Regions from separate parts of the Homo sapiens genome. Here region 2 is linked to region 1. Evidence: chromatin loops called from intact Hi-C (ENCODE). Cell type or tissue: heart right ventricle. All regions are shown on one strand. Each heading gives the region's core, and the rest is flanking DNA. Links, peaks and the distances in the headings are about the cores only. Region 1 overlaps SEZ6 (seizure related 6 homolog). Region 2 has its middle 16 kb from the start of PIPOX.

Evidence for each region. Peaks named below come from ENCODE experiments on the same cell type or tissue, not always from the same donor. Only the 100,000 strongest peaks of a DNase experiment are listed, where the experiment ranks them.
Region 2: a loop joins it to region 1, with 6 times the contacts of the local background. A loop is called at or near these places in 9 of 110 quality-filtered maps.

The regions. Positions count from the first base shown.
Region 1 is chr17:28,973,039-28,975,944 of GRCh38, forward strand. All of the region lies in intron 3 of SEZ6 (seizure related 6 homolog), which reads right to left. All of the region lies in intron 1 of LOC105371716 (a long non-coding RNA gene), which reads left to right. Among named protein-coding and RNA genes, the nearest start is that of PHF12, 23 kb to the left of the region's middle. In heart right ventricle, for the core only: a CTCF peak has its summit at 525; DNase peaks (open chromatin) are centred at 593 and 1,693; H3K27ac peaks cover 1,820 bases.
Region 2 is chr17:29,026,085-29,028,990 of GRCh38, forward strand. No RefSeq gene overlaps it. Among named protein-coding and RNA genes, the nearest start is that of PIPOX, 16 kb to the right of the region's middle. In heart right ventricle, for the core only: no CTCF peak of the experiment used is centred there; no DNase peak of the experiment used is centred there; H3K27me3 peaks cover 1,000 bases.

The sequences.
Region 1 (2,906 bases), core at 135-2,634:
TCTTGCTGCTTTGGGACCAGAGAGAAGCTGTAGCGACAGAGTAACAACAGTTGCCATCATAGAGTGTGTCAAGCCTTGTATTGTACTAAGTGCTTTTCATCCTCACCGTGAATCTATAAGATAGGTGGTAAAATACCCACCAGTAACAGAGGCTCAGAGAAGCTAAGGAACTTGCAAAAGGTCACATAGGGGTTAAGCAGTCTTGCTTTGCTGAGACAAGGCAGCTCCCTATCCTCCCAACTTCATGGGGGCATCTTCTGTAGAAATAACATCTAGACATCTTTATTCCCAAGCTCAGCACCCCCAGGTTTAGCAAGGAGGTGGGTCTTGGCTTGGCCTGGCTTTTTTAAGATGTTGGGATTTGAGTTCCCACCAGCCACCCTTGCTCCTAGCAGTCTGTAAAGCTGGGAAAACTGAGACTGAGACCTCTGGCCCCCTCTGGTCCAGGGGAGGCATGGCCCTTTCAAGCTGGCCTGGCTCCCGGCCCAGTCTAGTGGTGAGGGTTGGGATGAGAGTGTGGAATGAAGTGGCTCCTATCCAGAAGGCTCCCTGTTCTCAACCAGAGGCTGTCTGTGCAGCTCTGGTCCCCTGGGTTTCAAGCACCCTCTTGTGGGTCTGCTGCAGTGGCTGGAATGTAATTTGTCACTTGTTTGAGGGCCAGGCTGACAGAGGCCAGACAGGGCTGGGTGTCGGACAGGAGGGGTGATGAAGTCTTGATGCAATTTGCAGGCATCTGTAGAGCCTGGGAGACAGATTGAAATGTCAGCTCTGTTCTTGAGGGCTGTCTTCCATACCCATAGCCAGTGACAGGAGGGGACCTGGGGGCCAGGCAGGGGGAAGACAAAAGCAGAGGGAGCTGAGGACAATTCCTCCAGGACCCTGGGCTGTCTAACACTGCCCTGCTTCCAGCAGACCATGGAGTCAGCTCAAGGAGGAAATACAGCCACTTTGAGAGGCTGGCCCTTTCCAGGATGGGAGGTGGGAAGGATTCAGGTTGTCTTCTGCCAACCTCTAGCTCAACAGCCTCATCTGCCCTGTCTGTCCCCATAGAAGCTGTCAGTCAGGCCTCCAGCACGTGCCCTAATGGCGTAACCCACAGACGAGATGGCACTACAGTTTTTGTACTCATTTGCACCAGTACAACCCGGCATAGGCAGATGAGCTCAAAGATGACTCTTGTGTGCGATCCCCACCCCCAGATGCTGGCTACAGGTCTCCTAGGCTCTCTTGGTCACCATCACCTGTGTGTACTCGGACACAGGCCCACTTACACGCACACAGCCCCCTCAAACGTGTCATGGCACGTGCACTTCCACCCCCTGGCAGAAAATAACCCACCAATCCAAACTCTCACACTATGCCTAGGCGCCACCACCACCCTATTCGCATGCCCTCACACACCCGTGCTCCCTCACAGCAACCATAGGATAATCACAATTTTCCCACAAGAACCTTCGCAGTTTTCACATCCATTATCTCTTCAGCTCTCATAAAGTCTCAATAAGGGAGGCAGGGCAGGCTGTTTTCCTGCACTTTATAGATAAGGGAACCTTGTAATCAGGGAAGTTGAGAGATCCTCTTTGGTCACACAGTGAGTCCAAGACAAAGCCAGGACTCGAGGCCAGGACTCATGATTCCTGGTCCAGTGTCCTGTCTTGTGTGCCTGGCAACCCCAGGCCCTCCCCAGAACTGGGAGAATTCCAAGTGGATGTCCTCCAGAATCAGGCAGGGCTGACTGGGAAAGGGCATCTGGGGCAGATCCTGACAGGTACCGGTCTCCGCCTGGGTCTCCCACTTTGGATTTGCCTTGTGCCACAGACAGGCCTATCTCCTGGGCCAAGGGAAGAACAGGGGCTTTTGAGTCTTGGATTGAATCCCGGCTCAATCACTGACCAGTTGAGGGGCCTTAGGCAAGTCATATGACCTCTCTGAGCCCCAGTTTTGCCTGTGAAATGGGGATAGTTTACCTACTTCATGGGTTTGTAAGGATTTGGTTAGATCCTGCCAGTAAGGGTTTTAGCACAGAGGGGCACAGCGCTAGCAGTCATCTTTCCATTTAATGGGGAGATGTGGGCCACACCCTGGTAAAACCTTGGCATTTGCAGCAGAAATGATAGCCGGCTATGAACTTACTTTGCCCTCAGGTCTGCCAGGGCTCTGCCTGGGAGGCATTGTACCTTGGAGCCACCCTCTCCCTGGCCCAGACTCTGCAGCTGCCAGGAAGCAAGCAGCAGAGCCAAGAACCTGAGGTGCCCCTGCTCAGTCAGGCCTATAAGGGAGCTTGCTGACCCCAGAGAAGGAGCCACACTCAAAGGGACTGGCTAGGAGAAGCCTGGTGCATCATCTGGTTCAATCTCCCTTTATAGAGAGGTAAACTGAGGCACAGAGAAGGCCAGGGGTTTAGCTCAGTCACAGAGAGGTGGGCTGCAGAGCCAACACTGAAACCCCAGTCTTACAAGACAGACTCTGTGCCCTTCTGAATTGGCACTTATCCAGAAAACCTTATGGGGTAAGATCTGTTTTAGGGATGAGGACAGTGGCCAAAATCCATGGGGCTAGACCTGACTGCACCCTGTCATCCCTCTTGGATAAGCCTGCCTAGAGCCAGGAAATATAAAGTTGTCCAGAAATTCCACCCAACTGACCCCCTACCCCATGCCCACATCAGGCCTGGTCCTGACACGGCTTAGAAGGGCAGGGTATTCTGGCTATCAAACTGTCAGCTGGCCTGGCATGGGCGAGCTGTGTGCCAACAGAGCCACCTGGGGCACGAGGGCAGGGACTGTGGGCAGCTGTGCCCAGGCTCCAGATGGTACAGAGAGCAGCCAAGCCAAGATGGAGGCTGGCAGTGGGAAGGCTCTTGGAATGCCAAGTGCAGAGAGAGGCAGGCGCCAGGCCCGGAAAGG
Region 2 (2,906 bases), core at 165-2,664, 53 kb after region 1:
AAAAAAAAAAGTATTGGTTGGTTTGTTTGCTTTTTAAGAGATGGGGTCTTGCTGCATTGCTTAGGCTAGATTTGAACTCCTGGGATCAAGTGATCTTCCCACCTCAGCCCCTGAGAAGTTGGGACTATATGCATGTGCCACTGTGCCCAGATTAAAATTTTATTTTTAATTGACAAATAATAATTGTATATATATTTATGGGGTACATTGTGATACTTTTATTTTATTTTTATTTTAGAGACAGGGTCCCACTGTCACCCAGGCTGGAGTGCAGTGGTGCGATTATAGTTCCCAGCAGTCTCGAACTCCTAGCAGTCCTCCCGCCTTAGCCTCCTGAGTAGCTGGGACCACAGGCATGCCGCACCGTGCCTGGCTAATTTTATTTTGTTTTATTTTTTGTAGAGATGGGGGTCTTGCTTTGTTGCTCAGACTGGTCTCAAACTCCTGGCCTCAAGCGGTCCTCTCTTCTCAGCCTCCCAAAGTTTTGGGGTTACAGACATGAGCCACTGTGCCCGGCCTGATGTTTCAATATATGTTTACAATGTGGAATGATTAAGTCAGGCTAATTAACAAATCCATCACATGATCTCACTTATATGTGAAATCCAAAAAAGTTAAAGTCATGGAAGTAGAGAGTGGAATAATGGTGGCTGGGCGCGGTGGCTCATGCCTGTAATCCCAGCACTCTGGGAGGCTGAGGCGGGCGGATCACCTGAGGTCAGGAGTTTGAGACCAGCCTGACCAACATGGAGAAGCCCCATCTCTACTAAAAAATACAAAAAATTAGCCGGGCATGGTGGTAGGCACCTGTAATCCCAGCTACTTGGGAGGCGGAGACAGGAGAATCACTTGAACCCAAGAGGCTGACGTTGCAGTGAGCCAAGATTGCACCGCTGTACTCCAGCCTGGGTGACAAGAGCGAAACTCAAAAAAAAAAAATGATGGTCACCACAGGCTCAGGGAGGGGGTTGGAGAGAGAGGAACTGTTGATCAAAGGGTACAGAGTGTGTGGTTTCTAGTAGGTCCTCTCATTCCCATGGACTTCACTGATTTGGGTGGCTCTTTTATCTCCTGTAATGGCCAGTACAGGAAACGCCCATTCCCTCAGTAACCAGCAGCACACTTTCGCATGTGGGAGAGCACCAAGAGAGATGACATCTCTGGGAGGGAAACAGAGTGGATAGTCCCCACTGGGGAAGGAACAAGGGACCGAGGAGTGAGAGGGATGTTCCTAATAACTAGCAGTGCGTCTCCATCCTAAGTCACTCATTCCTATACTTCAGTTTCCCAGCCTCCTTCCTCTGCTGACTCCCTGTGGGGAAGCTGCTCATTGTGTCCACCCTCAGTCCCCCAAGTTGCAGCTGTGAACTGGGACTTATGCGCAGCAGCCAAGAGACACCTCAGAATTCCCAAGTTTGGAACAGGAGGAAGGAGTCTGCCAAAGCAAGCGGTGAAACTAGATTTTGGAGAGGACTTCAAGTGTGGATGGTGAGAGGGTGGTCCTGGGGAAGGGAGACCTCTCTCTTCAGGGCAAGGCAGGCCTGGGGTCCCTGCAGCCTGGCCTGCATGCCTGCCCAGTGCCCCAGAGCCCTTCTGTTCAGGCCTGGCATCCCACAGAGGTGGCATTCTGCTCAGGAGCTTAGAGCACAGACGAAGAGGCAGGCATTGCCAGGAATTGATTTGCGGAAGCAGCGGGGGCTTTCTCTTCCTCCTTACTTCCTTGGTCTTTGATCTCCTGTCCTCCCTCCATAGTCCATTTTCCCCCTCCTTCCCTTGATTTATTCCTCTTTTTCTTTCTTTAGCTGAATCATAGCCACTCCCTAGAAGGCAAAGGCTGGGAGAGGCAGTTCTTTGTCCTCTTTTTCCCTTAACTAGGTGGGTCCTCGCTGTCCAGATCTCAGCCTCCTACCCAAGTCATGAGGCAGGATTTGGCCATGGATGGGGAAAGGAGACACACACACACACACACACACACACACACACACACACACATATCCAAGGCAAGAGCTGAAACAGGCAGAAAAATCAAGGAAAAGGGGAGAGGCAAAGAGAGAAAGCGTTCAGCCATCAGAAAGACAGTAAAAGACAAGAGTTGAGAAGAGTCAGAGACAACGAAAAAAGAGAATTCAGCAAATTAAAAATTTTACAACCATCCAGCAAGTCTGCAAAAATGATCTTCCCTGCGGTCTTTCATTTATCTCATTATCTGACTCCTAATGTGCTTTTTCCCCCCTTTCTTTTCTCGCCACACTTGGTGCAAAATCTTATTAGATTTTTTTTTTTTTTTCTGGCAGGGGCTTCATATAGTCTTTTTCATTACATTTCCTAATAAAAGCAATCACTAGGACGGCATGGCTGGAGGATTAAAAAGCCACCTCAGCAGCCTCCTGGCCAGCAGAACCATGACTCGCCAGAGCCTTGTTCACACTGCCAGGGGAGTGGGCCAGCCCCAGCGGGTCCCGGGTCAGGGAAACCCAGGCTGTGCTGTGGAATGTTCCAGGGCACAGATAGGTTCAAGATATTATGGGAGAAGAACTGAAGGAGGGGTCCCTTCCCAGAGCTATTTTAGAGCAGGAGTGACAGACACCTGTATTTAACCCAGCTGATCCTGGCTAATTTTTGTTCCTGAGGAAGGAATATTTTGGGTCTTTTTCTTTGGACTTTGGCCCACTCTGTCCCATAGCAAATTTTTATGAATAACATCAGTGATATAAAATATTTATCTCCCTTTTGTTTTGAGATAGGGTCTCTCATTCTGTCACCCAGGCTGGAGTGCAGTGGTGGGATCTTGGCTCACTGCAGCCTTAACCACCCTGGCTCAAGTGATCCTCCTGCCTCAGCCTCCCAAGTAGCTACAGGTGTGCACCAACACACCCAGCTAATTTTTCTATTTTTTTGTAGAGACA